Linked DNA regions of Mus musculus: regions 1, 2, 3, 5, 6 and 7 are each linked to region 4. The links are chromatin loops, found by intact Hi-C in ENCODE. Cell type or tissue: left cerebral cortex. All regions are shown on one strand.

Region 1 (4,000 bases), 120 kb before region 4:
CTCTAAGAGTGAACTAGACAAACCTCTTTACTGAGCACCCCGTGTTGGGTATCATTATAGTGATACAAAGCAGACTAACATACTACTCAGCATCCTCTGGCCTCAGTAAGCATCAGCCGTTCTCCCCTGGAGGGCTTTCTCTTGTCCTGGAAGATCCAAAACTAGAAGGAAGCCAGTGTCCCTGGCAGCGGCTCCCATCTGGTGACAGATGGGCATGAGCGTTGGAGGAGACAAGCTAGCTCCCTCACTCTTGCTTGGGGTGACTCGGAGGTGTGAGTTTCCCATTCCTGTCTTGTTTCTTCTCTTCCCCCATTGTCACTTCCAGAGACACCCCCACCACTGCCCACATCACTACAGGATTTCGTGTCCTCACATTCTCGCCTTGGGATTATTTCCCTGGATCTTAAACCACCACAGCACGGCTCCGGGCCGTGCTGTCATGAAATTGGACACTTACAAGTATGGTAGAAAACACTAAATGAAATTTTGTTTTAAGGTCCTTCTGATTTTTCTTCTACTTTGTTGTGTATAAGCCTGGTATCTTGTAGTCTATACTTAAGAGGCAAGAGTTAGGGGCTCTGGGGGTGTGCAGAGCTGTGGTGGCTTCAAAGAGACCTATGGACTCTCAGGCCACCTCTGTACACTGCCCGTTAGTGATGGATTGCTAAAGACTGTCTGTTAATACAAAGCTCTGAGATTCCGGCCCCAGGATTTCAGATCTTACAGTCCAGATAATCCAGGCACTCGTTGAGTGGAGTGTGTTACTTTGTAGTAGATAACTAACTGAGTGACAGACAGCAAGTGTATATGTGTGTGTGTGTGTGTGGTGGTGGGGTTACTAAAGGGTCTGCAGCTGGCCGGAAAATGTCCTTAACAGGGAAACTTTTATAAACCTGATTTAGTTTTAAAAATGTCTTTCTCTCTGTCTCTCTATCCCCATCTCTCTCTGTCTCTGTCTGTCTGACTCTGTCTCTCTGTCTCCTTTCCTCCCTTCTTCTCTCCCTCCTTCTCTTCATCCCTCCTCCCTCCCTCTTTCTTCTTTTCTTTTGTGTGTGGACTTAGGCAATTTTTTTAATCACTCTCCACCATTTTTTTTTCTAAAACTAGGGTCTCTCAATCAACCTGAAGTTCATTAGTTCAGCAAGACTGGCTGGCCAACAGGTTTCAGATGTCAGCCAGTCTCTGCCCCTCGCCGTTACTTCAGCAGCGCATGAGTGAGTGCTGGCACTCTGACCCCAGTCCTTGAAGGCTTGTACAATGGACACTCGGCCATCCCCCCAACTCAAATCACTTCTGTTTATAATCACTGTGTTTTAGCAGCAGGGACATTACAAAAGGCTACTTCCTCCAGCCTGTATTGGTGGTAGGAACCATGCTTTGTCATTCATTTGAGAAATCTGCACAAAGGGAAAGGTCCCTCAAGCTCTTAAGACAACGCAAAGGAAGACAGCATTTTGCTCTCCTCCACCGATGTCCTCTGTGACTGTTGCCTGCCGTCAGGCCTGGCTTCCATGTTAATTTTTTCCATCTGCTTTGGCTGCAGGTAATTTGGAGACACTGACGTCATCGGACCATCTGTTCTGTAAAGCCACAGCAATGCTTTTCTCCTGAGCTGTTTATGCCTTGACAGCTACTTTGGGCTATTTTAATGTACTCCGGGCAGGGACCACATTGTGTTTCAACTAGCTCTTTAGCCTTACATCAGAGTCAGAACGGAAGTTAATTCTTTTTGAAATCATTTAAAAAATTAAGTTATAAATAGAAGTGCTAACACTCATGGTTAATCCCCAAACAAGAAAAAGCAGTGGAATGCACATATGTTTGAGTATCAGTGGCCACAGGAACATACAATGTGGGTTTTTTCTCTCTTCCAGATGACATCTGACAGACTCAGTTTCCCCATTTGATCACTCTGGCTGCTCCTGGCACAAGGAAGGTGCTGAGTAAATTAGGTAACATTGGAGTGATCAGGTTTTCCTTTTCCTAAGGTTTTCCTTTTCCTGAGGAGACCTTACAGCCTGTGGTGCCTGTTCTTGGTCGTCAGCTTAACACTGGAAAAGAACTAAGCCACGAATGGCTGGACAGACCTGTGAGGGAGTGTTTCCTTAATTAAGTCATCCGAAGTGGGAGGACCCACGTCTCTTTAATCCAGATCTTTGAGTTCGGAAGATCTATCGTTAATCTGGGCCATATCTTCTGCTGGAAGCCTATGTAAGGACGTGAAAAGAGGAAACTTTTGTGCCTAACCTGCTGGCCAGCGCATTCCTTAATGGCATTAGAGCTGACTTCAGGATTCCAGTGTATGCTGAAGACCAGCTGATATATGCAGTTCCATGGACTGAGCAACAACTGGATTCTTGGACCTACTGTTGGTAGACAGCTATGTGGATGAGATGGACCACAGCCTGTAAGCCAGTCTACTAAATCCCCCTTCTGTGTAGGCATAGACTCATTCTGTAAGTTATATTCCTCTAGAGAACACTGTCTAATATGTATATATGTATACTTTCCAGTCTGTCACCTTCCTGGACTCCAAAACAATAGGGAGATATGTTTACTTCTTCCTTAAGAGAGATTCCAGGGGACTGCACAGAGATGGAGTTTTCACCCCTTAAAATCCCATGGATATAGCACCCATCACATTTTCTAGATGGCTAGAGATATCTCCAGAATGGAGCAGATATTTGTTGTGTGATAAAGTTTTGGTTTTTTTTCTTGGAAGATGCAACACAAATGTCTATTTACCCTACGTAGGAAACCCACAATAGACACCACCAAAGTCCAACTTGGCGAAACAATGAGTCTTATTGGGGTTACTTACAGGTATATAGGTAAAGGATTACTTAGAGGAATAGAAATGACCCAAAGACAGCTGCACCACCAAGGCCCACCCCAGCACGGGTGACAGTTCACAGAGCTGGGAACCTGGAGCACATGCACAGCCTACAGGGAGCTCAACAGCTTGGAGAGTGACCTTTCCAGGTGGCTCTGGTCTAACCTTCTTCCAGCTAGCTCAGCTGGTTTCTGCTTCTTCCAGGCAGCTGGTCTGGTCTTGAGTCTTATTTGCAGGTCCCCTTAGTTGGTCTGAGAGGGAATCTCAGCGTCTAGTGCTCACTCTGGGCAGGGAGGAGCCTGGTGAATCCTGTCAGTTTCAGGGATTTCCTATATCTATTTTGAGTTGTTAACTTTCCTGTTTAAGAAGTCTCCTGTAGGATAGAATGTTCCGATAGTAGAGGAAGCTGCTGTGTAACAATTCTTCTGAATTCCAACACATGACACTGATAGAATATATTAAACCAAGAGCCCACAGTGTTTGCTTTCTGAAACAGTTCTTAAGACAGAACAAGTACAGTGGACCTGAGTGACTATCGGGTCGCTGCTTCGGTTAAGTGCTGTGTGCTAAAGCCCCACCTCCCTCCCTCTGCCTAGATGCTACTCTCAGTTTCCATATTATAAAGAACAGAGGACTTGATTGGCTTGAGCTTGCACTGGGCTTGTTCAAGCTGCCATAACCACTGTGGATGCTTAAGTCCAGCTGCCCTTTTGTGTCCCGAGGATACAGCTTCTTGCATTCATTTGCTGCCTCTGGCTCTTAGAATCTTTCTATCCATCTTCCATAATAATCTCTAAGCCTTAGGAAGAAGAGTAGAGTACAGCTATCCCAGCTAAGCCTGCAGGTGCTGAAGGCTCTAATTCACTACACATTGGTTAGTTGTGGACATTGGAGAGGGAGAGTAAGCTTTCTTTAAGAGCATTAACCATTGTGATGGTTTGTGTATGATTGGCCCAGGGTTTGGTATCCTTAAGAGGTGTGGCCTTGTTGGAGTAGGTGAGGCCTTCTTGAAGTAGGTGTGTCACTGTGGGTATGGGCTTTAAGACCCTGTTCTAGATGCCTAGACACCAGTCTTCTCATTTACCCTCAAAACAAGATGAAGAACGCTCAGCTCCTCCTCCACCATGCCTGTCTGGACACTGCCATGCTCCCACCTTGATGATAATG
Region 2 (4,000 bases), 480 kb before region 4:
CCAGAGGCAGAAACAGAACAGTAAGTTCCATGCCAGTCTGGGCTACAGCTTGAACAGCACTGAGTGACTCTGTATCAAAAAAAGGAAAACATCACCATGGTTTTGATCATTGTTTTGTATTTTGAAGAGAAATTTCCTTCTCCTTCCCCTAGAATTGGGAACAAAACACCCATGGAAGGAGTTACAGAGACAAAGTTTGGAGCTGAGATGAAAGGATGGACCATCTAGAGACTGCCATATCCGGGGATCCATCCCATAATCAGCTTCTAAATAGCTAGAAAAGAAGGTTTACCTCATTAAATTGAGATTTTAATTAAGTTCTGATATTTTGCCTTATTTTACATGCCGACACCTAGTTTTTAGTTCTAGAAATCTTTGTGTTGGCCACGTGTTTGACTGTTAAGTGAGTTGTGCTTGTTTAGTCATGATCTACTCTCATTATCACCTGTTCCTAAGAGATTTTGCTAAGATTTAAGGATAGAGAAAATAAATAATAAGGGAAAATGCTAAAACTGATATACTAACCAGGAGCAATTTTTAAACTCCTAATGAATTGCAAGGTATTTTGTCTTGCTTTGTGATGATTACATACCAACCTCCAATAATCTAAGCATGTCTGTGATTCAGGGTCCTCTACAAAGCATATGAAATCAGAATGTCTGCACTACACAGAGTAGATGACTTGGTCCCCCGACATGCAAGAGCATAGGGCAGCTGCCAGGAGTGCTCAACGCAGGTGGTGGGGATCCTCTTAGTGCACTTTGGTAGCTTAAAAATGATCATATTAATAGAATTTAATATCTTAGCATTAGTTAATCCATCAGCGTAATCTTAGTCATGACACAGTGAAATGAAGAAAGATTAAAAGGAGTACTTACTCTGGAAGTATAGCCAGCTTGATCATTGTTTACTCCATATTCTAGAATTGGAATTATGAACATTTTATCTATATAAGGAATGTCTAAAAAATTGTCCTATAGTAAATTTTTATGGTAAAGCGGAATAATAAGTAAATAAAAATATCTCATCAATACAAGAGTCATTAGACTCTTGTAGCGTCTGTTGACACTATAGAAGCAGCCATACCCTCTTGTGGGAGATCCCCAGCAGGCTTGCTTTCTCCTCCTGTTGGCCAGAATTAAACTCTGTGTTCACCCTTCTAGGCACTGTTAAGATGGAAGTTTAACATGAAGAACTCTAACTGTGATGAGGCTGTGAGGGGAGGGTATAATGGGCGGCCAACAACTGGCTGGACAGTTGCTTTCCAGACTGGCTGATCCTGTCCTTCTCTGAAGCATTTAAATTAAAAGAAAATTTTTGTTTTAATAAGGCAGCTTTTAGGGCTCCATTTTCAGGCTTTGAGGTATGTTGGTGATGTAGAAGAGAAAGTGAACAGAGTGGCTTTCCTGAAGCACCAATACACTTTCCTACTTAATGTAGTTTATGGACATAAATAGATACAAATCAACTTAGATGCCACAACTGGTTTTTAGCTTTTTAGAAGACTTACTTAAGAATTTTAATCTAATTTCAATCTAATTTCAAGTTAATTCATATATTTGTGGTATGACATTAAATTAGTTGTTTGAACTTTGTTCATAGTCTCTCTGCCGGTGAGTCAGCTAAGGTCTGAGAGACTAGACTTAGACTCTTGTGCGTGACTTCTGTCTTTGTAGTCTCTCCATTCATGTAATTCCACCACAGAGGCATGGGGTGGCAGAAGGAGCATTTTCACAAGCTGTCTGCACAGTGCAGAGTGTGCTATCTTGAGTTTGCTTTTCTAAGTGGGATTTTAAATCTGGCTTTTATCTTCTTACTGCCTCGATAAATTTATTTAATCCCAACACACACTCACACACACACACACACACAGAGAGAGAGAGAGAGAGAGAGAGAGAGAGAGAGAGAGAGAGAGAGAGAGAGAGAGAGAGACTCATAGAAAATGTATTGCTGCCCCTTAACTGTTAAGTTCATGGGCAGGATGCTACCCTTAGGGATACAGTAAGACGATCATCCCCTCCTGGTTGGTCTTCTTCCCCTGTCGTCTCTCTTCATCTCCATCAACTCTGGAGGACGCAGAGATGCCAGATTGTACCCACAGTGAACGCTGCCTGGAGGCATAGACACAAATTGAGGAGAGCTGAAGTCAAACAGTTGGATGTGTTAGCAGCGCCTGGCCAGCGATTCCTATAGGTTTGAATCACGCTAGATTAAATATGTCATTGATAACATTTGCTTACTTCCAATGGCCTTTCTGGAAACTTAATATTTATGTGTTCTTAAAAAGCGACACTGAACTGTAGTATTTGTTCCCTAAATTACACATGTGCCAGATAAAGGAGGAGAAGAGAGCTCTCAGCTACTCTGTGCAGATGAAAGTTGGCCGAGGCTAAAAGTCATATTCTGGAGGTTATAATGCTGTCTCCCTATTTGCCCTTAGTATCTAACTGTGATTTTAAAAACAAACAAAAAACAACAACAACAAAAACTGTCCTGAGCACCTAATTTTTTATGTTTAACTTTTCCAGAAAGTTACATTAATCTACAGGGCTTTCGTCCAGAAAGAATGAAAGTGCTGATCTCATCAGAGGATCTTCAGGCCTAGTAACAGTAGGGCAGGTCTGGAAGGAACCTTTGCAGCTGCTTCACCTAACTGAGCTGAGTTCCTATCCACAGACTTGCTCCAGAGTTTGAAAGTGCCTACTAAGGTGAATTCTATTCTCCCTCCTCTTAGCTGTCTGCTTCACGGTGCTCAGGTCAAAAATGTATATAGTCACAAGTCTCACAGCAGCATGACAGAAAGGGCAGGTGACAGCCCATGCTCTGCTCGATGAGCCACAAACCCAGCATATCCTGGGAGCTCACTGGCCTGGAGGGGGAATAGTTCCACATAACAATCCTCCAACTCTCATGTCCCCAAGAGGATGTCCCCACCCCCACCAGACAGGCCTCCCCACTCCCTGGGGCTTCATGTCTCTGGAGGGTTAGGCACATCTTCTCTCACTGAGGCCAGACCAGGCAGTCCTCTGCTGTATACGTGTCAGGGGCCTTGGACCAGCTAGTGTATGCTGCCTGGTTAGTGGCTACGTGTCTGAAAGAGCTCAGAGGTCAGGGTTAGTTGAGACTTCTGGTTTTCCTATGGGGTCACCCTCCTAGGTGGAGAGTCTCTTAACGCCTACCCCCACAGCCTACATGCTTATTCCAACAAGGCCACCCTCCTAATAGTGTCACTTCCCATGGGCCAAGCATATTCTAACCAACATAGTGACGTAGGTCAGTCAAACCACCTCTCATATGCAGGACCCTGAGCTCCTTTGAAAAGGAAATTAGACAGGCATACCATGTTTTTCTCTCAACAAAATGAGCACATCTACTTTTGCATATAATTAAGACTTAAATTTCAAAAGTGGTCTATTTAGAAAACATTTAAATGCTGGACCTTGCATTTTATTGAAGATACTGTTTTTATTTAGGATGTTGTGAGCTACATATGAGAGAAATTCTGACTCATTCCAGTATCTACAAAAGTTATTAGCTGTAAATGAGTCGGCAGGAATTCTTATTCATGGGTATCTGGAAATTATCATTAGAGCAGCACAGTGAGCAGAGCGCAATCAGCATCTACAGAGCGGTCCCTGACCGCAGTATGGACTGTGGGTTTTGGTCATACAGATACTCAGTTAAAGGGTTTTTTTAATTAGATATTTTCTTCATATACATATAAATTTCCAATGCTATCACGAAAGTTCCCTATACCCTCCCGACACCCTGCTTCCCTACCCACCCACTCCCACTTCTTGGCCCTGGCTTTCCCCTGTACTGGAGCATATAAAGTTTGCAATACCAAGGGGCCTCTCTTCCCAGTGATGGCCAACTAGGCCATCTTCTGCTACATATGCAGCTAGAGACAAGAGCTCTGGGGGTACTGGTTAGTTCATATTGTTGTTCCACCTATAGGGAACAGACCCCTTCAGCTCCTTGGGTGTTTTCTCTAGATTCT
Region 3 (4,000 bases), 500 kb before region 4:
GGGAGGTTCTGTCACCCAGATGCAGGCATGTGTAACTTAACGTTCATGGTGGACTTTATGTGTCCGCTGAGGAAAAGAAAATCAGCAGAGCTGCTGTTCCCTCATCTTCTTAGTAATCGTTACCTTAAATATTAAAATGAGAAATCTATATAGCAAAACGGGTAACTGGTATAGACTTGAAAATGTTCAGAAATTGAGCCTACCATTTATCAATTTAGGAAATGTTATTATGGAAACTTAGGTTGTGACCATTTTCTTTCTACCCAAAGCCTTTCTGTGGGATGTGGTCCCTTTCACAATTTTATTTTGGTTATAGGAGAACATTTCTCTGTCCTGTTAGTTGATAGGAATGCAGTAATGACACAGTGTGGCCGCGCTACAAATCAGAGTACATTAAGTGGCCAGAACACTGAGGGATGCTATCTCGTTTAAAATCGATTTTTACCAAAATGTGTGTGTGTGAGATCCTGTATATTATTATATATGTTAATCATATTATTTATAGTATATTAATTAGTACTTTATATATATATTAGTAAAATGAATACATAGTTGTCATATGCATGTATTATATAAAAGCTGAAGAAGAAGCAAGCCTACAAAGTCATAGGCTGTACACAGGAATCCTGGAGACTTTTAAAAGACTTGCTTTCTTCTATTTAGTAACCACGAAATAGCCTTCGACACTGCCGTCTCTAGGGGTTAGTCTGACGGCTGTGACTGGTAATTGTTGAACACTGCTGCCCCAGAAACAGAAGAGCTGGAGGGACGGCAGTGTCTGGGTGGCTCTCCTCTCCTCTCCTACTCTTCCTTCTGGGTCACTAAGACCTGCTCTCCCAGCTCGGTTTTCTTTTCTATATGCCCATCTGGTTCTTTCTTTCTTTCTTTCTTTCTTTTTTTTTTTTTTTGGAACACTGCTTTATTATAAGCATTTACTATGGTTTCAATTTAATAATTGCCTATAATAAAGGGATGTAGTTCACAGATGCATTTGAAAATACATGTGGTAAGTTTGAAATATTTTCACTAGGTAACATGAAATTAGAGCTTGCTTAGGTCTTTCCTATGAATTTCCTTTAAAGTTTAGTTTAAAAATATTTTTTTTTACATTGGAAGAAATCAGTTTTGAAAAAATATGCCTGTTAATAAGTGTTATATAACTTCCATATGAATAAGTCTTTTTTAGAAGATATATTTTAAAACATACTAATATTTGTAATGCCATAAAAATCTCCTCAGAGAAGTCCTTTATACTTTTATACTGAGGTTTCCAATCCACAGTATAGTAGAAACTTATAGTAGGAACTTGTGAACTTTTCCTTAGTAAAAACAGACACAAACTCTCCACTGGAAACATCGTTTTAAAGACATTGCTTACTTTAAAGACACGTCAGATGTTTATCTAAGTTTCCACTGTATTTTCTGTTCTATAAATTTTAATAATTCGATAAAATATTATAATATTGAGTATGAAAGGCAAAAGGTTGTCTATTTTCCTTTATCATATCTAATTATTTTTTCTTATGAAATCTAGGCGACGTAGTTACAGGAAGCGATGCTCAGGTTTCTGTTCCTGTCCAGGCTCTAACTGACCTCCAAGGTACAGTTGCCACCTCCCTGTCTACCATCTGTCTAATCACCCGTCTGTCATCTATTTATCCATCCTCTGTCTCTCTCTGTCTCTGTCTCTCTGTCTCTCTCTCTCTCCTCCCTCCCTCCCTCCCTCTCTCCTTCCCTCCCTCCCTCTTCTCTCATTTGTTGGCATGTACTGCCCCACCCCATTCTGGCCACTTACAGTGTCACAACTCTCTCCCAAACCCAGTTACTGGCCCTACTCTCCATTCAGCACACTGGTCCACTACCATAGTTTGGCCACTAAGTGGCACTGTTGTGTAAAACAAAAGTTCACTCTTAGGGCCTACTTTGGTGGCATCAGGCCTTGTGGATTTTCTGTTCACAGTGAAAACTCTTTTTCTTTGCCAAATATGATTCAACCTATGTTTGAGGTCATTTGCAACGTTATGTTCTGTAGGATGGCTGACACAAGGAAGGACTTTTGTTACTGGATGAATTGTTTGTAACAATATTTGACGAATTTGTTGTAAGATCTGTTTCTGTGTTTTAACTACCCATATTCCACCTAAAAAATTACCACTTGTCTTTTTCACAACCTGATTTTGAAATATTTTAAGTATTGCCTTCATATTAAAATTTTTGCCATACGATTTAACCAGTGTACAATGTAACCACCATAAATAGTGAGTCATAACAGTTTACAGTCAAAAACTAGCATTTTAATATTACCCATTAGTTTAGCTTAAGAAGTAAAAGCTTATCCATTTTCAGTACTTCCCATGGGATTTTAAGACATAAATATTTAAGATTACAATCATTAATCTTTTTCTTTGCACCTTTTAGTTGAAATACATTATAATGAGAATATTTATGTTACATGGAAGTTTAGAATTCAAGATTCTTTCATTCAAATTCAAGCTAAAATGAGAATAATAAAATAGTAATTAAACCTCATATCATGTTTGGCTTAATTTAAAATATTCATATGCATATAATAAACTAATCCTATTTATATTAAAATACTCTCCATCATTTTTCTTTTATCAAGATTTTATATTCAACAGTAATTATGGAACAAGCCAGTGTGCCTGCTGCAGGGCACACTGTTTTGTTGGCGCCAGGGTTCCCCAGTGTCCCTGCCTTCTTGGATGTTACTCTTGCTGTAGGGCTCTAAGACAACTCAGTCAGAACTGGCCCTTTGTCTGAATGTGTTTAGAATTCCCTTTGCCCCCACACTCTGACAGAGAGTTTGTCAGTCCGATAGAGAAGGTTCCAGCCACCGTGAGATGAACCTGGGGCAGAGGGAACAGGAGATGCTCTGCATCCCCTGAACTAGATAAGCCACTGTTTCCCTCAGCTCACTCACTGTAGCACCTGTTCATCTCATTGGGGTTTTTTGAGGAAAGAAAACCACAAAAATATTATCTGTAGGACATTACAGGAGCATAATACTATTTCTTCATTCTCTGACCTTCCTTCCAAGACATTTGCCAGCAGAGACTCCTAAGAGATGCTTGACAAATAACTTCCATTGTCCTAGAGTCCAAGGGACACAGCCATTTGCTTTGTGTGTTGAAAGGAAAAGGGAATGAAAAAAGGATAGACTATATCCAGACATGGTTGTGTCTGATCCCAATAATGCCTTTATGTGAAGTTAGAACCTCTGCATATATAGCCTATTCTAGGAGATCCACTCAATAAGCAGAACATAGCCTGGATTTCAGGGCACCATAGCAATCTGCTTCATATCTAATATAGTACACTGGTCCATACAGCTCTAGGACACTGCATAGCTTATACCTACATCCTGAGAATACCTAGCCCTCAGTTGAGTGAGGGCTGCGAATTTACCCTAGCAGGCCATGCCAGTGCTAACATTCCTTCTGAAAACTCTTCAGCTCAAGGCAACACTGTTCTGGAAGAAAAGGTTTTCAGAAGATCTCTGCAGGGAACTTCGTACAAAGACTGCTTTCTAAGTGTTGGTGTTTCCACAGTAACAAAAATATTATCAAGCTAGTTTACATAGTTAAGGAGGAAAATAAAACATTATATAGAGAGGTTTAATGCCACATCCAGGATTCAGAAATGTAATTATTTATTTTGGTATAGTTTTTAAGCTTGAACAAATCTGTTTGACTTATGCTAACACACACTAACACACATACCCCACAGGTCCTTGAACTAATGAATTAATCTTCTTGAGTCCCAATCTTGTCTTCTGTTGAGCTCTTCATTGAGTGGTTAGGATTGAATGGAATCAATCCATGATTGATCCAATCCATCAATTGGATGGTTATCAACAGCACAGTCCTGTTATAGTCACAATGTCTGTTTGATATCTTGTTCCTCTTTTTGATGACTTATTACTCAGGTAGGCAACCCTAGGCAGTGTGGGTACAGGAAAGGTAGGAGAAAGATGCACAGT
Region 4 (4,000 bases):
CGCCTCGGCTTTTTTTTGCCCGTTGGCCGGCTAGGCAGCCACCTCACGTAGCTGCCCCGTCGCGTGGCTTCTGCTCCACCTTCGAGGTTTTACCACCCGAACTCTGGCCGCCATCATGGTGAGTCGAGGGCAGGCCCCGGGGTGGCAGTGCAAGACCAGCCGGAGGCCGCGATTCCTTACGCGGAGGTTTAAAAATCGGCCTTTTCTGGTGTAGCACAGAGAAGTGGGGAGAGGGCATAAAGAGGGTCCTTTCATATTTCCGGTTCTGGGTTCCTCCCCCACCGGACAGCCCCCAGGGTGAGGCCTGGAGGACAAGAGTGGCGGCCTTGCTGCCTTTGCGGCCTACACCAGCACTGAGGGGTTGCGGGGAGATGGCGGGCAGCCCTGGGGACCTCGGGCAGCCCCGGGGTGGGCCACGTGCACGGCCTGGGCGTCACGTGACGGCTCTTTCCCGCCTTTGGGCCGCGGTGCCCGTAGGAGCAGGCCTTAGGCGAGGCCTGCCGCGGCCCAGCCCCCACCCCGCGGCCCAGCTCCTCCGCACGAGCGCCCGGGCTTCCGGGTCGGAGCGCCGCAGCGCGGGCGCCTCCGCCAGGTGGCGCCTAGGCTGGCCGCGCCGGGTCCTGCGGCCTGGCGGCTTGGCCGCGGCGTGGAAAGGACCCGGAGGGCGTGGTTATCGGGAGGCTGAGGGCGGGCCCTGTCGCCTGGTGACTGTGGGTGGGGTGGAGGCGGCTTTGCGGGAGCTTGGCTTGCGTGGGCTGGGGGAGGAGCCAGAGGCCTGAGCCGGGCGGGGGTCGGGGAAAGCGGGACCGGACAGCTCTGCTGTAATCGCCGCTGCCGCCGCCAGCAGACTGACTGAGGCGTTGCCAGGCTAGCTTGGGCTACTGAAAACAAACGTTGATAGCCATTTAATCACAAATCCGTTAGATGTTGCATGTTCGTTTAAAATTTTTTTCCATTTTAGAGGTAAAGGAAGAAATTTATACTACTTATGACCGATGTTAACTTAAGTTGGAATTCAAATTAAGCATTTATAATGTGAAATAGGTACTTGTCTATCACAATAATTTAAATCGCACAATATTGGACCGTTTTCTCACTACATTAGGGTTAAACATTTGATAACTGCAGATTTTTATCTATTGGCCAGTATTTGTAGCATACATGGGAATTTGCTTAGCATAGTGATTTAATTACATTTCAAAAATGTGAATCCTGAAATCTTTAATAACTATTCTCAGCTTCTAGCTATATTTGATATGTGGATTTTCCAATACAATGAAGTATGGTACTGTACAAAATAGGCAAATTTTTGTGTGCTGGCTCATTGCTGGTATTCTAATATTTCTCATAGCTAATTCAGAGGTATAATTAAATATGTCTTAAATTTAATACAGTTTGTTTTCAGTATGCTATTATAGTCCATTGATGAGTAAGATACTTTCCCACCAGGGTCAGTAGTGGGCATTTAGGTGTGTGGAAATTTACAATTATTGGGGACAGCAGGGGGCCATATGGAGCCCTTTAGAAGTTCAGGTCAACTCTGGCAACATAAGACGTCATTTAAAATAAATAATTGTACTCAAGAAGTAGAGGCATGAGTTTGAAGCCAGCCTGGTCTACATAGCAAGTTTTCAGGACAGCCAGAGTTACATAATAAGATCCTATCTCTTAAGTATAAAATTATACTTTCTTAAACATCAACCTGACTTACAAGTATTTGGTTGTAGAGTGGTTTTGGTCATATTTAAAAAGTAACTAAAGCATCTATCAGTTGTGGGTGTTTTACTTATTAAGCATACAGTAGGAATTAGGTCTTATTAAAATGGATTCTTTGCTTTCTTGGTTTTGAGTGCCACCTACTGGATAAGGACTAGGATATGGTGTGCCTTCTTTAATACATAATACACTATTATTTTGAGACCGATTTAATATTTACTCTGATGAAGCAGGTAGTTTAAGCCCAAATCAAGCATCCTATAATATTTAATGCTTTATTTTCCTCCTTATTAAACTTTTCTCAAACGTCCATTTTACTTTTTTATAAAGAATACAATTAGAAGACATTTGAGATTTTTTTTTTCCTTAATTTTTAAGGCAGGAAATCAAGATCTTGAACAATGGAAAGCAAATTCTTCCCAACAGTTATTTTCCTCTTCAGTTCTAGAAGTACCATAACAGGATTTTTCATCACATCCCTATACAGGTTATGGTCCTAGTAACACATTGTTTGGGAATCATTTGTTATGGAAATATCCCTGGCTTCCTACCAGATGCCAGAAATTTACCTCACTGTTGACATCCAGAAATGTTCCTAGACATAAGTACCCCTGCAGTACTGAGAGTCAGTGCATTATAACTTATATTCTGGTTAACTGGTAAAATATTACACTTCTAAGTTGAAATGCATCCATGTATTGTGGTACAGACATCAGTAAAAAGGATTATCGAATAAAAATATATCCTAAGGTCATCAATACAAGAAGAGTAAATTGAGAAATGGAGTCCTAAAAAAATTACAGAACTATTGTTTTATGTTTTGAGTTTATTTTTGAATAAGAAATTGAGTAGAGATGGGTAGATTTTCTATTAGTAAATCAAATCTAGTCAGGTTCTAAATAGTCCAAGATGCATAGCATATGTAGTATTGCATTTAGGATTAAACTTAAATCGTAACATAGTAAAAGAAGGAAAAATTTAATAATTTTGCTGCCTGCCATTTCATTGTCATGAAATATCACAAAGGGGATTTACTGTTTAAAGAAATAAGGTAGTTCTCAAGTAGGAATATAAAATAGCAAATAAGGACTTAAGCAGATAAAAGCAAAAAAGGTCAAAAAAGTAAAGTATTGGACAGTTTTTCATTTCTAAAATTTGTATGAAGTTAATCTTTTAAAAACAAATTGACATTTTTAGCTTCTTGACAATGTATACATACATGTAAACAAGTTACATATACTAGCTTTCCCTTAGTGTTCAGTATTCATTGTCAGTTTCATAAGTGGATTTTTCAGTGGGTATGACATAATAATAGTTTACTAAAATTCCATCCAGTTAATAAAGTCAGCCAAGATAGTAAAATTTGGAGGGAAAAACTTTTTTAACTCCATTGAAAATAAATTTAAATACAGGATACTTAACTCTTAATAGCATACTACTTTATAAAACGAGTTCGCCAGTTTTAGTCATTCTCAAAGTAATCTGCCAGAGATGCACTCTGGCAAACATGCTGCTTATAACTTACAGACATAAATCTAGGTATTTTGATTTAAGTTCATTTTTTTGTGCTTTGTTATATTGCCTCTTCTGTACACACACTTATTTCCAATAAGTTCTTCTTTAGGAAAATCATGTTAATCAATTAAGAATCTACTGTATGAATTGCCAGTGGAGCTTGTATGGTGTTAGTCAAGAAACAAAAAGCTATTTCAGAACATGCTTTAAACACAATAGTATTAGGGAATAGGAAACTGATGTGTCAGTAATTTCTCATAATTCATTTACTTCTAAATGTGATTGACTAATCACATTAACATGGGCATGTTAAGGTTATAGAATTTATATTAATTTAATAATAGAAAGGCAAGGAAAAATGTAAGAGTTTAATACTTTTTTTTGTTTGGGGTATTGAACAGCTGTGTTGTTTACTTTGGGTTCTTACTATGCTTTTGATTTAAGACACTCAGTAAAATGGAAATTTAGTAGTAGTTCCACAATGGTTTTAGTCTTCACAGATCAGAACTTTTCACCAAGTTCATCAAATAAAATCTTTTCATAAACTGTAAAGTTGGCATTTTTTCACAATATAGTGTAAAAGGTGACATGAATGGGGCAGAGAGATGAATCAGTTGTTAACAGCACTTTTGCTACTCTTATAGAGGACCCTTATGATAGTTCACAGTTGTAATTTCAGTTCCAGGAGATCCAGCTCCCTCTGGCTTCTGTAGGCACTAGCACACACATGGTGCACATACATACAAGCAGACAAAAAACTTACACATGT
Region 5 (4,000 bases), 100 kb before region 4:
ACTGCCAGGATTCCTTCCTCTGCAGTCTTGTGCATTTTCAACAGAGTTTGAAGGCAGAGATGAGTGTGTAGACCTTGACTTTCACATAGATGCTGTGACTAGGAGCTTGTCTGGGAACCAGGGCTTAAGTCTATGTCCTCAAGCCATCTACTTCTTCTGCTTCTTGCCTTCCATGGCTTCTTAAAGTCCAACGTGCCTGTGATCTCCAGGAGCTGCTTTCCCAATAGCTGACTCGGTGGGCCTCGTCCCTGGCATTTCCCACCGGCCATTCCAACGCATGGCAAATGAACTCTAGTGCCACCGGTTCCCTTCTTGCAATGCAAGGGCTTTCAAAGATTTTTTTTTTAAGCAGAAGAAGAGTCAGAAGCAAAGTTCAGGAAGAAGTGAAAGCTGTGCACTTTCAAAAAAAACGATCCCAAACCAGTTACTCCCCTTTCTACTTTCCATTCTCCTGCTAAATACAGATGCTAACCTCTCCTAAGAACCATTCTCTCAAGAGACACAATGATCAGGCTTGCAAAGTAGCAGAAGGAAAGCCACCTAGGACAGCCACAGTGGTGAGTGCCAATCCATCTAAAGGGCCCAAGGACACTTAAGGCATAGCTCTGCTTGGCCCACAGGGAATGACACTGTTATGTCCTTGTTGGAATCGATGTGGCCTTGTTGGAGGAAAGTGTGTCACTGTGGGGGTGGGCTTTGAGGGCTCCTAGTGCTCAAGTTCTGCCCAGTGTGGAAGAGACAGCTTCTCCTGGCTGCTTTCTAATCGAGATGTAGAACTCTTAGTCTCTCTGGCACCATGTCTGCCTGCATGCTACCATGCTTCCTGCCATGATAATGGACTGAAACTCTGAAACTGCAAGCCAGCGCCAATGAAATGTTTTCCTTGTACGGGTGGCCTCGGTCATGGTGTTTCTGCCCAGCAATGGAACCCTAACTAAGACAGTATGCCAGGCTGGCATTCTTCCTTCTCCGTGGACTGTTAGCTCAGTGCTGTGTGCATCATGGGCTTCTTGATATCTGCATCTTGCCCTCCAGTCCTTGTCAGATTTTTGCACAGTGACAGGCCGCGCATGCCTAGGGCCATCGTCCCCACAGAGAGGACTCTCACACATCATCACATTTATCTATAGTGGTGAGCAGCTGACTGCTTCTTTCCAATTTGAAACAGGCGTTTTTGTAACCGGAAGGGATGGCTGTGTATTTTAAAGCGCACTCATCCTAACTGAGGTGTTAACTGCTGAAATACACTGGGAGGTAGTACTTTTAGATGGGTAAAAATCTTAGCCTTGACTCCTGATTTCTGTTTAGACTTTGATGACTAAATTTCTCTAGAAGACAAGTTATTTTGGGCAGAGTGTGGAATAAGACTGGCTTCATTTCAAATGCAAGCTTGCCATTTCATACATTTCGCCTCCACATTCTTTCATTTCGACTTCCAGAGCCAGGGATCCTGAACTTTCCTCTGCTTTAAAGGCAAGTGATGTGGGCACGGGACATGGCAGCAGGCGCCAGGACACGGCAGTGGGCACGGGACACGGCAGCAGGCGCCAGGACACGGCAGTGGGCTTGGGACATGGCAGTGGGCACCAGGACACAGCAGTGGGCATCAGGACAAGGTAGTGGGCACGGGACATGGCAGCAGGCGCCAGGACACGGCAGTGGGCTTGGGACATGGCAGTGGGCACCAGGACACAGCAGTGGGCACCAGGAGGAGGCAGAGAGCACAACAGGTAAATTGTACTTTAAAGCCTGGGAAGAAAATTTTCTATTTTGTAGGGGATTTTTATTTTAAAACAAAAAGGATTTAAAATACTAAAATTTAAAAGATACAAACAGGAATCATTAAGCTAAAATCTTGAACAAATGCCAAACGAGTCCTATGGTTTGACAAATGTAAAGGCTCCGGCTCCTCAGCCCATCAAAGCCTCGTATTATAGGAAAACTGAAAATCACAGCTTTCAAAACAACTTAAAACTCTCCATCTCTCCGTTCTGGAAGCTTCAGGGCCATCGCAGGAAGTATTCTAAAGGTCAGCTTTTTTTTCTGCCTGGCCTTCCTGCTTTGTGTTGATTCTGACCACTGACGTTTAAACACTGAGATAGCAAAAACTGATCCCCCTGCCTCGGCTATTTTTAAGACGTTGTTGAGTTCAGGTGTGACCTTCACTCATATCCCAATACATGACTAGCACTTATAAAAGAGTTACTTTTTTTTTTCCTTTCAAAGCAAGGATGAAAAATTATTCATAAAATAAACCCTCTGCCAATTCAGAAACAGAAGTGCCTGAAAAAAATTTTTTTTTGACATGCCACTTTAGGGGTAAAAACCAGGTTACTGCTGCACACGTTTGTTTGAAGCAGCTTTTGGAGCACAGCAGTACCCCAGAGTCCTGTCGCCTCCACGAGGTTCCTTCTTACTCTGCGTCTGTAGGCTGGGTCAGCACAGACTGACAGGTAGGGCATTGGCCTTCAGCCATGGTAAGACTCTGGCTCTCCAAGAAAGGGCACACACTCTGGGAGGATGCTGTCCTTACTAAGGCAGGAGACTAAACCAGGACATTTGAGGAGCACCTTCAATGTGAAGTGAAACCTTCATTCAATGACAGTTAATGCACTGAGAAAACTAGGATCTATACCATTCTATGAAATTGTTCTATTTGAAAGCTCATTAGTTGATTCCAAATTCCCCACATCCTGTCGGTTTCTTTTTTTTTTTTTTTAAACCTTAAATGTTGATATTGAGGGTTGAATGACAGGCAACGAGCAGATGAAGGAGCAGTGGAGAATGGTCTGAAACCTCCTGTGTGAGGTAGTGAGCTTCTGGATCTATTGCCGTGGTGCACAGAGGCTGGGGAAGGCCGGAGGAGATGCTGGATCAGCTACGGGAGACTTGAAGATTATTTCTACGCAGATCATTTCATTTTTACTTAATCAAATAAATAGCGAGTATTTCCATGGGGGTAGGGACAACTTAATACGAAACTAGTTAGTCTGATGCTGGAAACGCAGGCATGAAGAAAAACCAAGCCCCTGATTCGTAGGACTTACAGGCTTGAAGGTGGGGCAAAGTAAAGTGAACCAGAATGCAAATAACTCACACTTTCAATTGTGGTAACTGCTACAAAGCAGAAGTATTAGCAATATTAGATATTAGCTATGATAGATATTGATGGTGGCACAGCATATCCTCAAGGGTTCCTAAATCCGAGCAGGAAGCTTATGTGCAAAGGTGGGATGGAGTCCTCCTCTCTAGAGAAAAGGAAAAGATTATAAAAGTTAGAAGCAACATGAATTACCAATGAGGGAGCAGGAGAGCAAGCAAGCTATGACTGGTCAGTCAAGGCTTCGCTGACTGAACTGTGTTCCTGTGTTATCCAACCAACCTAAGCAACAGAACTCTCAAATTCCAGATAGGGACATGGCTGCCTCCAGTAAAAACTACATTTCCCAGAATCCTATCTGATGTGGTTCTGCTGGATGAGATATAAACAGAAGTACTAGAAGCAACTTGGGGGGAAGTATCTTTAAAGCAGAGGGTGTATTCTTCCATTTTCCAATTGGTAGGAATGCTGACAAGATGGTAGGATTTTGCCCCTGAACTGTGTTGTAAGAGCCACATTCTAAAGAGAGCAGCACTAGATGCCTGACACCATGGCAGGGGACACAGGAGTTCCAGGTAGAGACCTGGACTTCTTGATGGGAGAAAATTACACTTAGATTTAAATTATACTTATTTGAGCCTTATGTCTGTCTCTTCTAAGCCAATTCTAAACCAATAGTAACTCATTTTAAAACTTTTTAAAAAAACAGTTAAAGAACTGTGTTTTGACTGTTGAATGACTATTAAACCTTAAGGTCCCTGACTAGATACTAAGCATAAGAAACAAACTCCGGGAATATTTGTTTACATTCTGTTTGTTTATTCACTAGCGTAATAATTTGGTATAGTGTTCCTTGCAAAGTACATTTGATAGTATAGAAGACAAAAGTCACCAACAACT
Region 6 (4,000 bases), 340 kb before region 4:
CCATACCCAAGAGTACTTGAGTAAAATAGGAGAGAGGAGGGGGCAGGGGAGGAAGACAAGGGGGGAAGGAAGGAGGGAGGGAGAGGGACTGGGCGACTGGGCATGGATCTGGGGAAGAGTTGGGGTGAACATAATAAAAATATATTATTTGAAATTCTCAAATAATTAATAAAAAATACTAGTTAAAAGATAAATGAGCCTCATGGTAATGCTTCAACTAGAGTCACCAAGTTAACAAGTACAAAGCAAAACCAAATTCTAAACACAGGAGTGGCCAGAAAGAGCAAGGGTATCACGCAATGTTCACTTATGGTGACGTGAGAGTCTCTGGACAGAAGCTGAGTTCATCATCCTGAGAGCTCTGCACTGACATCTGGTAATGCTGGTAATTGTGGAGAATGCAACTGCAATATCAACAGTTCTGTAATAACGCTGCATATGCAGCCCTGGAAATATCACTACATTATATAAAAATGCACAATTAAAAATACAGGGCTTTATAAGGAAAGTGAGGTTAAGGGCACAACACTGAAAAACCTAAAACCACACAAATCAACTAAATACCAACAGATGACAGCAGCACAACAGACCTTGAAAAAGCCCTGAAGCAGAAGTGGGCACTGAAGGCTACAGCTTGTGCCGTGAGCTGCTGTGAGGTACTGCAAGAAGGGCACCTGAAATCTCACAGACCAGTCAGATCACAGTAACACACATGGATGCCTAGAGGTTCAAACAGACTCACGGAACCCAGGGAACTGGCAGGGACTTAACACTCAGTTCACCCGGGAACCGTTTTCTGGTTCACCTAGTGTTACTTACAGACAAAACTGCACATAAGGAAGTGTGAAATTTTAAGTTATTTGCAAAATGTTCTTAAACGTATCAATTGGGAACAAATTTGCATTTTCAAATCAAGTACAATCCCAGCACTCAGTACAGAGGGAGAATACTTCTAAAGATTTTTTTTTCTTGCTTGCTTTAATGAAGTGCAATTTTAATCCATTTTCTGTCATATTCAACCTAAGCTTAGTGGTGGTATCACACAAGCCTGCTTCCATAATGCACTCAGTTGTTCTCACACCTTGCGGGAGATGATGTCCAGTGATAAGTCAATATGCAGTGGATTGGGAGTTGTGAGTAGCCCCTGGTCCCAGCCCAGAAAGCTAAGAATTCTCTACCTTTCCAATCTGCTCTAACCTTTTATATCATCCATGGGTGGTTTTCAGGGACTAGAAGAGACTTTCATGGCACAAAAACCTTCATCCAAGCCACGGCACGTCCCGAACCTCTTATGCACTAGATTGCAGCTTGCACAGCAATAACACTCCATTTTATATGGCTGGAATTCCAAAATATAAAAAGCCTCTCTGACCACAGTAACTATTTCTATCACTTATCACTCTAATGTACACCTAAATTCATTCGCATATTTAGAAATCTCATTTACAGATGAAACTTCAAGACAGTTTCTGAACTGACTCTCATAAACAGAAGGTAACATCAAATGCTTTTAATACACATTATAGCACAGGTTCTTTATACTGAAATAATCAACTGAATTCAGTAAAAGTGTTATAAGAATGAATAGTATCATGCAGTCAGAATTATTTTAAAAGCCAGCCAGGATTCTTGCAAGATTCTTGCCAGTTGCAGTGATAGTTTATGAAAGTGGATAGACTAACTGTTTATATTTGTAATTTTTTTTCTGAGAAGCACTTCCAGAGTTAGCCACTAGAAGTCCTTAGTAATACACATTTGCTAGGCAGGAAGGTGGAGAGAAGGAAGCTGGGATAAGGGGAAGAACATAAAGAGGAAACTTGGAGAAAAATTCATTCCTCAAAGAAAAAAACCAAAGAAAATCTCAAAGAAAATCAGTTGGGCAGGGATGGAGATGTAGACAGCAAACCCCACAAGAGTCCCAACAGTGCAGCTTGGAGATCTAAATTCGAATGCACATGGGCCACGAGCACACCCTGCTATACAGAACAGCCTAAGAGAAACAAAGAAGGGCTCAAAAGATCCAGGGCTTCTAACTGTCCCCAAATAAATAGTTATAAAATCGGTGTACTGAGATATTTATTTCACTATAAACTCCTAGATACATTTTAAATTCCTGAGTTTTAAACTTCAGTTCAGTTTTAACCAAAATATTAAAAATAAAAGTGCTTTTTAAAAAAAATGTTATTTTCAAACAGAATTTCCAAAAATGTAAAGAATTTTAGATTTGATTTTGTACTATCTCTAATTCTGCACAATATTATATTCACAAGGGAAACAAAAATGTTGAAATATGAACATTGAAACAGAACTTATATGCTGAAAAGGAACTCCATGCGATTATAAAGCTAACCCCACCCAAGCTATATAATTTCTACCAGCTCAAGAAGTGTTTCTTGTTGTGATTTTCCATATGGAGAGTACCAGGAAAGCAAATTCATGTACATATAAAATGTACCAATTCTCTTAATAGTCCATTTAACGATCAACCTGTTATGTTCAGGTGATCACTCTGGGGAATTGTATGTGTATTCTCACACATTAAACTAGTGCACTGCGGGAAGTGTCTTACAACGTCCTGACCTTACAGATGAAGGCTCAGAAACACCATCCTTTTGCTGGGCCTTTGGTCATGTCAGCCTCTTACCCTCTGCTTTTCTAAACTAACTATAGCACAGTCCAGGCAGCTTGGAACTTAGGTGCACAGTGCACTCAATATCCTCTAGAGCAGGGACAGCACGAAGGGATGTGGCTAAGTGAAGGGGTGTGGCTAAGTGAAGGGGTGTGGCTAAGTGAAGGGGTGTGGCTAAGTGAAGGGGTGTGGCTAAGTGAAGGGGTGTGGCTAAGTGAAGGGATGGGCAGTCTGGGAGCTGAGAGGAACCTTTGACAGGATCTGTGGGCCGCCATGACAGTCCTGTGGGATACAGTCTTTACTGGTTTCTGCCTTGATATGTAACCCAGGCCGGATCCTTCTGTGTCCTTCAGTCTCTGAGCTTTAAGACAGAGAACTTAGAGGTCATACTTTACTTACAGGATAGTGAGGAGAACGGCTCAAACCTGGCCTGACTCAGTCTACAAAAGGAAAGGTGAACCTGAGCTGCTTAAAGACATTTTTTTTTTCCAGAGAGCAAGTTACTTTTTGAGAGTGACAGGAACTTCACTCTTTCCTGTTTATGGGCCATCTAGAGCACTGAATGCTTGTTTAAAGTTATTGTTACTAAATTAATTACATTTCAAAAACTCCATTTCAATTAAACATAGTAGTACTGTTATCATTGCCTATTTATAGCGCGTCTTGTCTCCGAGGAGAGGAAGGTGATTAAGAAACACCTAATTAGTTATAAGTAACCGAACCAGCCTCACTGTCTTTTCATTTGTTTCTCTCAGGTCTGGAGTAACCACACATAGATGTTAGTTAAGAGAGAAAAGTAACTGGAGACTTCCTCACAATGAGAAGCAAGACTTGCAGCACAGTGTCTCACCCACGGTATCCCTGGTGCTGACAGAAGACCGCATGCAAAGGGCTGGTGCACAGCCCTTACACATAAACCCAGACACGGCTCCTGATGCTGACTGCTCAGCGCAAGTGTGGCAGCATCTTCCCCTTTGTGACAGAGCCCACAGCCCACCCAGGTGCTGGGGAGGCCAACCTTCTGTTCTAAACTCTGACCTTTACTCTGCTGCTCAGGGGTCCTCATCTCTATGCTCCAAGTACTGAAGAACGGCTGCTACTCAGGAGCTTAGGGTGATGCTAAAATGTACACAAGCATTGTAAATACACGTTGTAAGGCTTCAAGGGGTACAGAAAATTTTGAAAATTAAGAATGCCAATGAAAATGAGTAATATTTATCGAGTATTTACTATGTCTGGGCTCTTGCAGTTCTAGGAGAGGTGATTTCAAGACCATTTCGTAGATAATGAAATGGCAGAAGGAATCAAAGACATTCTTTGTCAGCACCACACCAGCAAATAACGCAAGATCCAACCACCTCTTTCCTTTCT
Region 7 (4,000 bases), 680 kb before region 4:
ATCAGAACTTTTTGACATATTTTAGCATGTGTCCATGTATGAAGTTCTCCTCGCCTTTGTCTCAGTGGCACTTCACTGCATAACGACATAGTTTACCTAGATTTTTAAGGAAATTACTTTAAGCTTGTGGGTAATTGTACATTCCATTTTCTGTGTATGTATATATGTATGAACGATATACCCTGATGTTTCATTACACAGGGGAGAAAGGCTTGAAATAAGAGTAACTTCTGAAAAATTCCTGATAAGAGGAAGCAAGAAGCCAGTAGAGTTACTAATTGCCTTTTAGAGACTCGGAGTTCCCTCATTACCTGTGATTTAAGCTAAAAATGAGGTAATTATAGATAACATGAGTGCTTGTCTGGTTGATGTTGGCACCTGCAGGCCTAGCGTTGCCGCTTGCCATGTCTGGTGCCACGGTTTACAGTCGGATGCTGACATACTTCATTTATACTTGCCATGCTTCTGTTGATTCTCAGTCAGATGGCTTCTGTGCTCTATGACTAGTATTTTCAAAATCTGTCCTTTAAATGGCATTACGTACAATGCTGGAATTATAACATACTCCTTTAGCTCTTAGAATTCCTTATTATAGTTTTACATAAACTAGAAAACGATTTAAAATGTTCTCTTTTCCCTTTGTATTTGCCTTTAAAATATAGTCATAAATGATATGACCATGTTTTAAAGCTCATCTTGTACATTAGAAGTATAAAATTGTGCATACCTTCTAGTGATCACAAGGTTTTCCTCATCAGCTACATGACCATCTCTGAGATCTCCAGTCCCATTACTTCCTGGTCACAGAAGCCAGCGAATCTTCCTTCACTTTCTTTTCCCACATTCTTTTTTTTTTTTTTCTTTCACTTATGGTGATATAACCCTTTTCTTCCCCACTGAACAGTTCCTATATTGTTAGATGCCAAAATAACTGTGTGTCCAAATGATAGAGCTTTCCAATATCATATATCCTTTCCCCTTCCTGTGGTTGTTTGAGTTTTGTTCTCCCACCTCTTTTTCTCTGTGTTGTCTGCTGTCTGAGGTTTTAAATCATTCCTGAGGGACACTGTTCACCTCCAGATATCGGAAACTCGGGTAGAAATAAATCATCATACAAATGAGAGACACTCTGTCTATAGAATATAGACATATTCTGTAGTTTATGATAAGTTAGATCACTGATTAAACTTCTCTAAATTTAGCATATAATTATGCATCACTTCAGTTACAAAATTATTAAACAATAGATTTAGAAGACACCAATTAGAAACTCCAACAGCATGTGTAAGTCCTGTACACACAAGAAGTCATTTGCAATGAATGTCTGCCTGAGAGGGAAAATGAGTTTTCTTTAATAGAGTGATACTTGGTATATTTCCACAGCCCTGGACAGGCCTCAGGCTTCAACACAAAACTGACTTCATGCTTTTACCATTTGGTTTTTTCTCTTTGTGTGTTCAGTGTGTGTGTGTGTGTGTGTCTGTCTGTCTGTCTGTCATCTGTGTGTATGTCTGTGTCTGTGCTTATACTTTAGGACTTGGGTTTTGGTTTAGACTTTGACTCTTTTAAAAGAGAAACAATATTAAATGGGATGAGAAGAGAAGGTGTATAGGCAAGGAATTGAAGAAGAGGAAAGAATATGACCAAACTATGTGTGAAAAAAAATATATTTTGGAACATGAAAAATTTAAGAAGTTTTACATCAATTCTTGATGAATATTAGGAAACATTAAAGTATATAATTGAAAATAGATATCTTTGTAATCACTCTGTATTCACTTATTGAGTATTCTGAGTAGTTTCATAGGATTAGCTGTTGTGACACACACCTTTAAACTCAGTACTGATGAGGTAGAGGCAAACGAATCTCTGTATGTTTAAGGCCTGTCTGATTCAGGCTAGCCAGGGCTACACAGTGAGATATTCTGTTAAAACAAACAAAACGATTTCCATGTCAAAAATAAAAATCAAGAAAAACAAGCCATTGCAGGAGGTTAACTATGGGACTAAGTCTTATTAAAGGAAATTCAGCAATTGCTGCAAACAACAACAGTAACAACTCTTCTGGTTTGTTGGTTTGGGTTTAGAGTTTTTTAAGGAACAATTGCTCAGTTGCTACAGACTTGGCCAGTTTTATTCACTCACAGTAATCTCTTTGAGAAGTACCCGGGTAATTTCAAGTTCTTAACACCACTTTATCATATGAATCCCAAGGCCTGCACTGCTAATCCATTATCAGCATCTACTGGCTGATTGTTTTCAGGGATCTGGTACCTGCAATGGTAGAGTCCTTGCCACTTGGTGGCACTAATGCTTTTTTTAAGGAGTGATTAAAGTCTAGGTCTCTACACCCAAACTCAGGGAACATCATAGAAAAAAGGACCTAAAGATTGTAAGAGCCAGAGGGCCAGGATGTCAGCTGAAAGTTGTGTCTTCTATACACAACAGGGAAACTTTACCTATGAACTTTCAATGATACCATATAACACAAAAACAGTGACACCATTAGTTGCTAAGCCATGAAGGATGAAGGATATCACTCACACAAAACCCCACTCCTAGGTGAAGAGCTACATTGACTGTCAAGGGAGGAAAAAATATGACTTCTCTAGGCATGAGCCCGTCTAACTGGTTATCCAGCACCAAGTGGTAAGCCTTATAAGCATTCACTTGAGCAATACTAACTAAAGCAACTTAGTTCTATATTAGTTTGTGTGTTTATAAAATAATAATATTAATGAAAAAGAAACCCATTAATTTCAGTTATTTGTGAAGATGTGGGAAGAGGTGGAGGGAACACAAGGAGTGGGGAGATCATGTTAATACATTACTCATGAAATCTTTTAAAAAGTAAAAATATAAAGAATTCTTAAACATTTAGATATACCAGACCATTCGTCACTGCTTATAGTCATAACACATCTTCCTCATTCTGACTATTAAGAAGTTATTTTCTGCCCTTACATTGAATATTAACTCACGTCGGAGGAGAAGAAACGATTGTGGTCTTTTTCCTGCTTAATAGACAGAGCTCATTTCCCTTGTGTCTGGGTTGCACTGTGTCTTTTAGTTTACTTGTTCTAGAAGGGCACTTTTCTTAATTTACATTGATTTTTTTTTTATTTCTCTTTTGAGCAGTTTTATTTTTCTAACTATTTGTTTCCTTGTTTGAAAAGAGGAGTTAAAGACACATATCCAAAGAGACTAGTTCCCATAGGAACTAAAAGTATTTGGCCTAAAATATTAGAATTAGCATTTTAGCATTTGGTGGCATCACTGTCAGGTTTTGGTAACCCAGATTACCTGCTACCCTTATGTGTACTTTCGTGCACATATATTTGTCAGTCTAAAATATAGTATAAGATATAATTTCCTGACTACTTTTCCTTTAGTTTTGCTAAATAAACTGGAAAAAAAAAACTCTACCAGCAGGTCTTTGGTATTTCTTATTATTTTATCTTAAGTTCAAAATCAGTTTTATCACTCATGTATGCTCATTAAACAAACAAACAAAAGATTATTTTAGTTTGGCTCTTTGGTAGTCTGTTTAACTTTAGATAGATCTATTCTTGTTACAAAATTTAAGTAGCTATAATTTTAGTTATTTGTATTTGGAGTTTTAATTATAATAAAGCCAGTTTTTTCTACCCAAGAACTTTGTTAAGCTTATCATCATTATTTTAAAAATTCATGAATTCACTCCCCTAGCTTCACACCTCAATGAGGCTCTATGAATTCTAAGCACTTGGTAAATACTTCATAAATATTACTTTATATTATAGTTTATTAGTCAAATACTATTCCATAGAAAAGACAGTATCTTAAAGTCTTTATGTGTCTTTTTTGTTAGAGCTCTCATCAATTTGAAATGGTACACCTTAATTAGAACTATACATATGAATAAGCTTAGATGATTGTAAATTTCAGTGATGTTTCTAATTCATTTGCCTCAGTCTCTTTCTCTGTACCAGCCTGCAGTCAAGGTACAGGCTCTTATTCA

What was found. Peaks named below come from ENCODE experiments on the same cell type or tissue, not always from the same donor. Only the 100,000 strongest peaks of a DNase experiment are listed, where the experiment ranks them.
Region 1: a loop joins it to region 4, with 5 times the contacts of the local background. A loop is called at or near these places in 5 of 42 quality-filtered maps.
Region 2: it touches region 4 in a loop (5-fold over the local background); 8 of 42 quality-filtered maps call a loop at or near these places.
Region 3: a loop joins it to region 4, with 11 times the contacts of the local background. A loop is called at or near these places in 27 of 42 quality-filtered maps.
Region 5: it touches region 4 in a loop (9-fold over the local background); 2 of 42 quality-filtered maps call a loop at or near these places.
Region 6: it touches region 4 in a loop (9-fold over the local background); 12 of 42 quality-filtered maps call a loop at or near these places.
Region 7: a loop joins it to region 4, with 4 times the contacts of the local background. A loop is called at or near these places in 5 of 42 quality-filtered maps.

The regions. Positions count from the first base shown.
Region 1 is chr17:50,405,017-50,409,016 of GRCm38, reverse strand. No RefSeq gene overlaps it. Among named protein-coding and RNA genes, the nearest start is that of Gm31015, 17 kb to the left of the region's middle. In left cerebral cortex, no CTCF peak of the experiment used is centred here; DNase peaks (open chromatin) are centred at 267, 684, 1,574 and 2,193; H3K27ac peaks cover 2,336 bases.
Region 2 is chr17:50,773,161-50,777,160 of GRCm38, reverse strand. The region is part of intron 18 of Tbc1d5 (TBC1 domain family, member 5); the gene reads left to right. Among named protein-coding and RNA genes, the nearest start is that of Gm41598, 16 kb to the left of the region's middle. In left cerebral cortex, a CTCF peak has its summit at 1,700; a DNase peak (open chromatin) is centred at 1,714.
Region 3 is chr17:50,793,526-50,797,525 of GRCm38, reverse strand. The region is part of intron 17 of Tbc1d5 (TBC1 domain family, member 5); the gene reads left to right. Gm41598 (a long non-coding RNA gene) reads right to left here. Exons shown (of 2, transcript XR_876871.2): 2 at 3,936-4,000. Among named protein-coding and RNA genes, the nearest start is that of Gm41598, 4.7 kb to the right of the region's middle. In left cerebral cortex, a CTCF peak has its summit at 1,881 (motif pointing right); a DNase peak (open chromatin) is centred at 1,887.
Region 4 is chr17:50,289,525-50,293,524 of GRCm38, reverse strand. Dazl (deleted in azoospermia-like) reads left to right here. Exons shown (of 11, transcript NM_010021.5): 1 at 1-118. The coding sequence starts at 116. Among named protein-coding and RNA genes, the nearest start is that of Dazl, 2.1 kb to the left of the region's middle. In left cerebral cortex, CTCF peaks have their summits at 619 (motif pointing right) and 1,856 (motif pointing left); DNase peaks (open chromatin) are centred at 723, 1,611 and 1,805; H3K4me3 peaks cover 990 bases; H3K27ac peaks cover 988 bases.
Region 5 is chr17:50,389,818-50,393,817 of GRCm38, reverse strand. No RefSeq gene overlaps it. Among named protein-coding and RNA genes, the nearest start is that of Gm30958, 8.7 kb to the right of the region's middle. In left cerebral cortex, no CTCF peak of the experiment used is centred here; DNase peaks (open chromatin) are centred at 1,258, 2,062, 2,351 and 3,438; H3K27ac peaks cover 2,216 bases.
Region 6 is chr17:50,626,658-50,630,657 of GRCm38, reverse strand. The region is part of intron 3 of Plcl2 (phospholipase C-like 2); the gene reads right to left. Among named protein-coding and RNA genes, the nearest start is that of Plcl2, 120 kb to the right of the region's middle. In left cerebral cortex, a CTCF peak has its summit at 1,723; DNase peaks (open chromatin) are centred at 703 and 1,721; H3K27ac peaks cover 222 bases.
Region 7 is chr17:50,970,641-50,974,640 of GRCm38, reverse strand. All of the region lies in intron 4 of Tbc1d5 (TBC1 domain family, member 5), which reads left to right. Among named protein-coding and RNA genes, the nearest start is that of Gm31083, 93 kb to the right of the region's middle. In left cerebral cortex, a CTCF peak has its summit at 2,291 (motif pointing right); a DNase peak (open chromatin) is centred at 2,281.